2 separate regions of the Homo sapiens genome follow, and region 2 is linked to region 1. A link is an interaction called in ENCODE POLR2A ChIA-PET data of the cell type or tissue named here. Cell type or tissue: Panc1. All regions are shown on one strand. Links, peaks and the distances in the headings refer to the core of each region. The heading gives the core; the rest is flanking DNA. Region 1 overlaps BACH2 (BACH transcriptional regulator 2). Region 2 overlaps BACH2 (BACH transcriptional regulator 2).

Region 1 (4,402 bases), core at 304-4,303:
CCAAATTGTTGTTCTTCCATTTACATTTTAACCTCAAAGTCCCTAAGCCAGTGATCTTCAAACTCTGGTCTGCAGAAGTTCCCTGGAGATACTTCAGAGGCTCTGCAAACATCTAATTTGCATTTCATTTTAATATATTTTAAACTATGTTTTATAACTATAATAAAAGAAAATGCACACAAATGTGCTACCTACCAAATTTTAACACATTAGGACCACCAGCACATTGAATTGGACTGCCAAGTCAACCTTGAAATAGTGTTTTCCACTATTTTGGCTTACATATTTGAACTTCTTATAAATAAATGAATCATTGATTAGGAACTTCCATCCCAGTATTTTTCATATTCCAGCCTGATCATAAATTGAACAGGCAAATTCCTCTTGTCACACATATTCAGCACACTTGATGACATGCCAGGCAGCGTTTCAGAGCCTCTGTGGGATGGAGGCTTCTGTGTGGATTAATGGCTAGTTGTACAATAAGTGAACACCACACACATCACTTAGTGATGTACATTCTGTTAGAGGATCATGTCTACCCACTCTACATTTTGGATACTCTTTTACCTTAAATAGTTGTCAAATTATCATTAGTGATTAAAATTTGAAATAAAATCTTGACTGCTGCATTTTCTCCAAGCTTTTAGATTAGTTTTGAGGCATATTATGAGATTATCAAATGAAATGCTAAAGAACTGTTATAATTTCCAATACAACTGTGCCTTACAATTCAAATCTGCTCATTTCCAGAATTCAGGTGCCAAAATTTCCCATTGTAAATTCCAGTGCAAAGGAATTTGAACTTGTTATGTTCATGTCAGCTTCGTTTCTCAGTTTCAGATAGTAAGTAGTAAGAGTAGCAAATAGCGAGAGATTTGTCTGAAAATTTGAGTTTTGAGAGCAGAGATTCAGATAGTGTTATCTGTATTTAGGAGTATCAGGATTCTCTTAATACAGTGAGTGCAACCAAATACAGACACAGAAGTAAATCATATTCTGGATCACTTTTAAAAATCAATTGAGGCTGAGCCTGGTGGCTCATACCTGTAATCCCAGCATTTTGGGAGCTCAGGGCAGGTGGATTGCTTGAGTCCATGTTTTCAAGACCATCCTGGGCAACATGGCAAAACCCTATCTCTACTTAAAAAAACAAAAAAAAAATTAGCTGGGTGTAGTGGTGTGCACCTGTAGTCCCAGCTACTTGGGAGGCTGAGGTGAGAGAATCACCTGAGCCCAGGAGGTCGAGGCTGCAGTGAGCTGAGATCACGCCACTGCACTCCAGCCTGGGCAACTGCAGTGAGGCCCTGTCTCAAAAAAGTCAGCTGATAGAAGCCTTACTATCTGAAAGCCCCACTCCATCTCACAAGTGCCATTGAATACATTATATGAAACAGTTCTAAGTTATACATTATGGAACATTTTGTAGGCCTCTTTGCATATCTGTTTATTAATTTACTTAATGCTCTGTTGTAATTTGTTTTGTCTCCTACACTGTATTTGAGCTCTTTGAAAGTAAGAATTATGTCGTAGCTTTGCTTCCCCAGTGCCCAGCGTTGCCTAACATGTGGTGGGTACTCAGCACATGTTTATTAAGTGTTGGAAGTAAATGCTCGGTGCCACCAAGTGAAAATAGCACCCAGGCAAAAGTTTTCTCAGCAAGGCAATTTGCTTCTATAGAAGGGTGCGTCTCATGGATGGAGCAATGGCGAGAGCACACTGGACAAGGAAGGGGAAGTGGGTCTTATCCTTAACGCAGCTAGTCCCTACTGCTGTGTCTTTCCCCTATTGGCTAGGGTTGGACCACACAGTCTAAGCTAATTCCGATTGGCTGTTTTAAAGAGAGCAGGGGTGCGCGCCAGAGTGGCGGGTTGAGTAGTTTCGGCAGGAAGGACTGTTTGAGAGCAGGTGACAGAGGATGACTAAGGACAGTGCAGGTGACTAAGGATGACTAAGGACAGAGCAGTTGACTAAGGACAGAGCAGGTGACTAAGGATGACTAAGAGCAGATGATAGAGGCTAAGAGGGGGTTGTTTACTGAAACTAGGGGCAAGGAGACATAAAGAACGAGGAAGTTTTAAACTTTAAAATGGAGAACAAAGAACAGGAGAGCTGAACATGCTGAACGTACCATATTGGTTCTTTGAAGAGGAATTTACTATATCCTACATAAGTGACACTGCATTCTACTGCAGAAGGAAGCAAGCTCAAAAGGAACAATGAAACTTCATATTAAATACACAATCAGTGAGCTTTCATTCTAAGCACAAATTTCAGCATGAAAAAAATGTAATGGTTCTGTGAGTCCTTCACTTGATCCCTCACATACAGTCTTCTAAAGTTTTCTGAATTCCTTTTACAAGTATCTTCTGACTCTGACTCTTCCATGCCATCCTACTTGCTCTGAGCCTTGTTCTTCTCTGTGTCCCTTGCATGGACTGTGGAAGCCACCTCAGAAGCCTTCTCCCAGACCCAATGTTTCTGCTTCTTCACATTGTTGCCATTGTCTCATGAAATAAAACCAAGCATATCCTTTGGTCTGCACTGCCTGCAAAATAAGGGCTAAACCTGTGCTTTCCAAATATAATAGTCACTAGCCACAGGTGGCTGTTGAGCTCTTAAAATGTGGCTTGTCCAAATTGAGATGTGCCGTAAGTGTAGAATCCACACCCTGTTTCAAAGACTCAGTATGAACAAAATTTGTAAAATAGCACATTAATACTTTTTATATTGATAGCATGTTAAAATAATACTTTTTTCTATAATATTAAGTAAATTTCTCTCTTTTTATTTGTTTAATGTGGTTATTAAAAAGTTTTAAATTACAGGTTTAGTTCACCTTGTGTTTCTGTTGGCCAGCACTGGTCTAAGCTATATCATGACATTTAGAGTTTCTTATAACCTGGACTCAGTTACCTCTTTGGCCTCATCTCCCAGCCCTTCCTGTCCCTTGCAGAATTTCTCATAACCCCCAGACTCACCAACCCTGTTTATACTTACGGGTTTTAATTTTTTTCACATTCAGTTTCTTCTTTCTGAAATGTCCCTCCTTTTTTAGGTGTCAAAAATCCTGCTCACACTTTTAGGACCTGACTTAATTGTCCCTTGCTGGTGATGTCACGCCCTATTTCCTCAAGCAGAATTAGCCACTCCTTCCCATATAGTGTCTCTCAGCACCTCCATTATTGCATTTGTCTTGCTGTTCTGCCATTAGGTGTCGTCTTAAGTAGACTCCTCAAGGGAAAGGCTGCAACTTATTTCTCTGATGACCACAGGGCAGTACCTCGTGTGTAGTAAGCACTTAATGGATGTTTATTACATTAACTTATGAACTAATTTTCATCCTGCTATACACACTGCTATTTTTATATACATCAGACCTTGATCATCTTAACCATTGGCCATGGAAAAAATTAGATGCTGAGGTGTATAGGACTGGACCTTTCAGCCTTAACCTCAATTTCAGGTTTTGTGTTCAATAAAATGGCCTCCTTTTTCTCACTGGGTGGCTTATGATTAAAAAATTATAACTTTGAACTTAAAAAATCCATGAATATTGTACAGACTAAAAGTATAAAAGGACAGTATAAATTACTGCTTTTTACCTATCTTGCTTATAGGGATTTCATATAAGATTTTGTTTGATTGAAGATTTCACTTCAGAACAAGTTTGGAAAGCTACTGTTCTATTCCTAAATTTCATTTACATTTCTATACCAAAGGTTTCATTTTTATTTTGATGAGATGGTTTCTACTATCATGTTAGTTCACATAAGGCAACACTTCTCAACTTTAGTTGCACAAAATTGGGAAGCTTTTCAAAAATACCTCCCCACTCAGGGATCCTTGTATAATTGAGCTGGAGGAAAGGGGCCCAGGCACCAGTATTTATGAAAAGCACAAATACCTGTAATAAAATGATTCTGCAGTGCTTAGAAAACCAGGTAGTTAACTATGAAAATACTGAAGTTTTAAATTGCTAATTTTTCTTTCTTTTTATTAACTATGCTGTTATTGTTTTTCTTGGCAGTCAAGCTAATGCAATTTAAAGTTTGTATTATGGTTTTGAGACCTCAAACAGCATTTAATAGACGCCATCATCTGTGGACAATTTTCCTAAGGCTTCTGAAATTAAAAATTTCCTTTTCTGTCACTCTCTAAAAACCTACATGCAGCAGAATTTTAATGTCCCTTATTGATAGAAATAGCTAACACAACACCTATTTCAGATCATGGAAATGAGGACTGACAAGGGCTGTGGGTTTAAGAAGTTTACATAGGTAGTGGCCTTCCTGGCACCCTTGTTAGCCTGAATAAACAGTCCTCCCCTGACAAATCCTCTGTAGCTCTGCCACATTGATAAAATCTGACATTCTGGTTAGTCACTTTTTAATGATATTCT
Region 2 (4,402 bases), core at 144-4,143, 100 kb after region 1:
TTTTAAGACACTTGCAACACAGTCTGACTGCAAAGTCATTTTAAATTTTTATTATTTCCCCAATCTTTCACAGTTGTCTCAATCATATCTAATTCAATGGCAGATTTCCTCTAGTGACTTACTTTCATTTCTTTAATTTTACTAAATTTTCATACAAATAACTATTTTCACACTCATATTTTATGGGCCAACATAATATTTAATTTCTGTAATTACAAAGCAAGTATAGCTGACATTAACAGTTTATGCAGAGAGAGCTGATGTGCTCCAGAGTTCGAGAGAGAACATTCAGTATTCGTTTGACCACAGTATTGGTCAGTATATTTTATACAGGGGATGGAGAATGCTGATTGATCCATCCAGTTGATTAGGGCCCATTGGTTAAAAGACTTTCTATTGGATAGGTTCTGAACTCCTCCCAAAAATTCATCAGTAAAAACCCGTTCAAAAAGCAGGTAGCTTTCAGATGATTTGAACGGTTCTGCCAAACATAGATAGGGACCCACTTTGGCAAATTAAGATCATGACAAGTCTCAAGATATTTGAAGGAGGCTTATGGTTATGCAAATATTTGGCTTCCTCTGAAGGGCCATTAAACATATCCATGAAGATGTTTGTGAACTAGGCAAGCTTTGCTCTGATAACCTTGTACTTATTTGATTTTCCTAATGGTTTATTTTAATAAAGTAGGGTTTTTTATTTCAAATTTGTTTAACACATTGTTAAATGCCCACAGAGTTTGGTACCTGCTGAAATAGAGAAAGCAGGTGTTGTACTCATGTTCTATGAATAAAGAAACGAAGCCAAAGACATTTCATCCCATGAGAGTGGTGACCATCATGGACCTCTTCCTATGATGTTTGATTTAAACTTCTTCTCAACTCTACGGTCCTCTCCCCATTTTTAGGGTGCTGGTGAGGCCTTAATGAATAAGCTTTGTGATATGTGATATGTGATATGTCTGTCTTGTTCATTGATGTCCCCAGCAGCTGGCATGAATAGATGAATGAATGAATGAGACCAGTCACACTGCTAGCAAGAGCTAAAGTTGGGGTGAGAGCCAGGTCTTCTGACTCTTGATCCTGTGTCTTTCTAGTACATCAAAATCTCCTAGTCCTTTGCTGGCTTTCCTGGGTCCTTAATGGTCCCCTGACCTGAGCAAGACCCATTGTCTCGTCACAGATTGTGACAACACAAACCAAGAGCAACTCTCTGATTTTGATAGATTTGGCGTTTTTGAGCTTCAAAATTATCTAGAAATGTCCCAGTCAGCAGATTTTTTTTCAAGGTGGATGAACGTTATGTTTAAAGAGATTGTTTTTACTAGTAACTAAGAACTTCTAAATATTTGTTTTATTTAAAATATTTTTACCCCCTAAGAATCTTCAGTAAATGTTAATTATATCCTTTCAACAACTTTTGCAGTTACTGGGTAATATTAAATTCTGATTTTTTTCAATAAATAATTGCTTTTTTATGTGCTGGGTAACAGTATATATTTTTATAAGTTTGTTTCTGCAGCTGTTCAGCTATTCTGTATATTCAAATTTCAGGCTTTTAAGTTTAAATTAATAGCTCAGTAAACTGACACCACAAAGCAAGTGGAAGATTGAAGATAAGCATTTCTCTATAATGTACAGGGTATTTTAAATAATGCATTTCTCAACATTATATTAGTGTGTGTTTAAGTTGATTTTTGGTATATGTGAATTACTCTCATTTGTGTTCCTCATTAAGTCTTCGTATTATAGTTGTCGATTGAAACTAACATAATTAGGTAAAGACAGAGCTGGGCCCACAGGAGACCCTGGAAGAATCATGACTGAATCATTTTAAAATGTAGCCACATGGGCATGAGAGGTATAAATATGAACAGTTCCTACAACATGCAGATAGAAGTTCCCAAATGTCATAGGCACATGGAAGCTTGCAAGTGCCACCTAAAGACTTGCATATAAATAAAGTCTTCATTTTATATGATATCATGTCACATGTTTGTGCAAAGGAAGGTGGATGATAACATATATTTAATTTAGGTAAAATATTCTGAACATTTGATAGATAGTTGAGACTGGGCTCAAATTTTACTTTATATGTATTGTCTCCTTTAATCATCATAAAAATCTTACTTGGTAAGTACTATTATCTCCATTTTATGGTATTGGGTTTAAAGGAGGTCAGGAACATTTTCTAGATATAGGTAGTGAATGGCAGAGCTTAGAACCAAACCCAGGTCTGGTTAGACCCCAGCTCCCACGCCTTAATGACTGTACTGTACTGTACTGTGCTGCCACCTTCTTGGATAACTGCAAATAACAGATGTTCCTTTGTTTATTCCACTTTGACATCAGATACTTACAATGACCCTGTTGGCTTAATATGGTCAACTTTTCTTAAGAGCGCATCTTGGTCTTTCCATGACTAAGGCATTTTCATTCATCAAATGCATGTCTCTTGAATTACTGAGACAATATGAACATGAACAAGTCAATTCTAGCTCATGAGTACTGATCATTGATATGCCTGTATTAACAAGAGGTACATATAGATAGAACAAAATTATTTATCAAAACTCTTACCAGCTGAGAGGCTGGATCTTTGAAAGGAATAAACTCTCCCAGTGAGACTAGCAATGTACTTAGATGCAATAAAGTGGGCTTCCAGAGAGCTGTTTTAATCACTGGAGAGCAACTTTTTTTCCTAACTTGCAAGCCATCTGCTTAAAAAGGATATTTACTTGTGGAGTATCAAGATCCTTTCATCCTGTTTGTATTATCCACAGAGCAGAAAAAGCTAGTCAGTAGCAAAGAGAAGTCAGCTGTGTGAAGCCATTGTCCCTGTTCCCTTAGTATGAATAATAGATGGTTCCCCTTCAGATTTCTTGGTTAGTATGACATTCCTGAAGGATGTCCATAGGAGACGGCTTTGCTTTAAAGCTTATTATCTTAAATTTTAATTGCTTTTGGAACTTCAACTTTAAGGACCCTTACATTCTCTATTAGACTTAAGTGTCTTTAACATAGCCACATAAATGAAACTATAATGAGTCATAAATGAAAAATATTATAGTCAATAAACACTGCAGAATACTTTATAAGTTAGATGCTTGTTAATATGGGATGAAGTAGAAAATAGTGAAAGCAGAGAAGGTGAAAAAGACTTTAGAGGAAAAGGGCCTAAACTTAGGTAAGGTAAAGTTTATTCTCGCTTGGTACGAAAAACACAAAATAATGGAGAAATGTATATTGATCCAAAACATAAGTAAAAGCTAAACAAGAATGCTGAAAATCAAGCACAGGAACTAGGAAGAAGCAAAGACATTAAAGAAAAAGGAAAAGCTAACCACATATACACTCTCTAGAATTACCTGTTTTGTCTTTGATGGGATTCATGGATTAGTTCCTTTGTTCATAATTCCATAATTATTTTTGAGCACCTGTTGTGTCTTAGGTAGCAGTCTAGGTGCTAGGGCTCAGTGATGCACAGGGGAGCAGAGTTCTTGCCCTTAAGGAGCTTACAGTTGAGTGGAGGAGGCTATAAATGAGCATTCATCATAGGAATGACAAATGCTGTGATTGCAGAAGTATAGGATGCTATAGAATTACAAAAAAAAAAAAAAGTCAAGCTAACAGTAAAGAAGTAAATGAGACAGGAAGAGTCAGAAAGGTTCTGAGGAGAAGTGCTCTCTAATCTTACACCTAAAGGTTGCGTTAGCCAGAGAGAGGGAAGAGGGAAGAAGGAATGAGCCTGTCAATCCCAGATGAGAAAAGAATTGAAATTCAAGATGGCTGGAGCAGAGAGCAGGGTAGGAGGAGTGGTGAAAGATGAAGCTGTAGAGGGAGCAGCGTCCTACTCATAAACAGCCTTGGAAGCCATATTTGAGCTTCATCCCAAGATCAGTGGGATGAAGGGAAGTGACATGATCAGATTTCCATGTTGAAAGATTATTGAGAGTGCTGGGCGCATGCACCTTGAGAAGTTGGCCAGAGAGACGAGAAACACCCAACCCTTAGTGCTTTCTTCTGAACAATGGCTGAATTCATAGACAGTACTTCAAGTTAGTGTGGGAAATATTATTCATCTGTGCCAGAGAAAGAAGGAGCAACCCATGTCTATCATTTTCACAGAGGGAAGTTGAAGCTGCACATGTACTTGGACATAGGGAATGGTCAGAGAAAAGACAGAAAAAAGACATCCCTTGGTCCTGGAGGCATCTATCAAATATCAAAGCGTGCTCCAGAGGCATCCCAGCCTAGTGAGAACACCTCTACATAGAAGTGTATCCAGGGACCTATTCTGTCACTGTAGGCGCAAATTACTTAACCAAGAAGACTTATGTGGTAGCAGTTGATTGTAGACAAAGTGTGGACCTGGTCTTCCCCATATGGTATTGACCATCACT

What was found. ChIA-PET counts read pairs that join two places held together with the same protein. Peaks named below come from ENCODE experiments on the same cell type or tissue, not always from the same donor. Only the 100,000 strongest peaks of a DNase experiment are listed, where the experiment ranks them.
Region 2: POLR2A ChIA-PET joins it to region 1 with 9 read pairs; 4 of 35 experiments call an interaction of 5 or more read pairs at or near these places.

What each region holds. Positions count from the first base shown.
Region 1 is chr6:90,220,398-90,224,799 of GRCh38, reverse strand. All of the region lies in intron 3 of BACH2 (BACH transcriptional regulator 2), which reads left to right. Among named protein-coding and RNA genes, the nearest start is that of BACH2, 74 kb to the left of the region's middle. RefSeq lists an enhancer at 1,535-2,734. In Panc1, for the core only: no CTCF peak of the experiment used is centred there; a DNase peak (open chromatin) is centred at 2,108; H3K27ac peaks cover 225 bases.
Region 2 is chr6:90,116,681-90,121,082 of GRCh38, reverse strand. The region is part of intron 4 of BACH2 (BACH transcriptional regulator 2); the gene reads left to right. Among named protein-coding and RNA genes, the nearest start is that of BACH2, 180 kb to the left of the region's middle. In Panc1, for the core only: no CTCF peak of the experiment used is centred there; no DNase peak of the experiment used is centred there.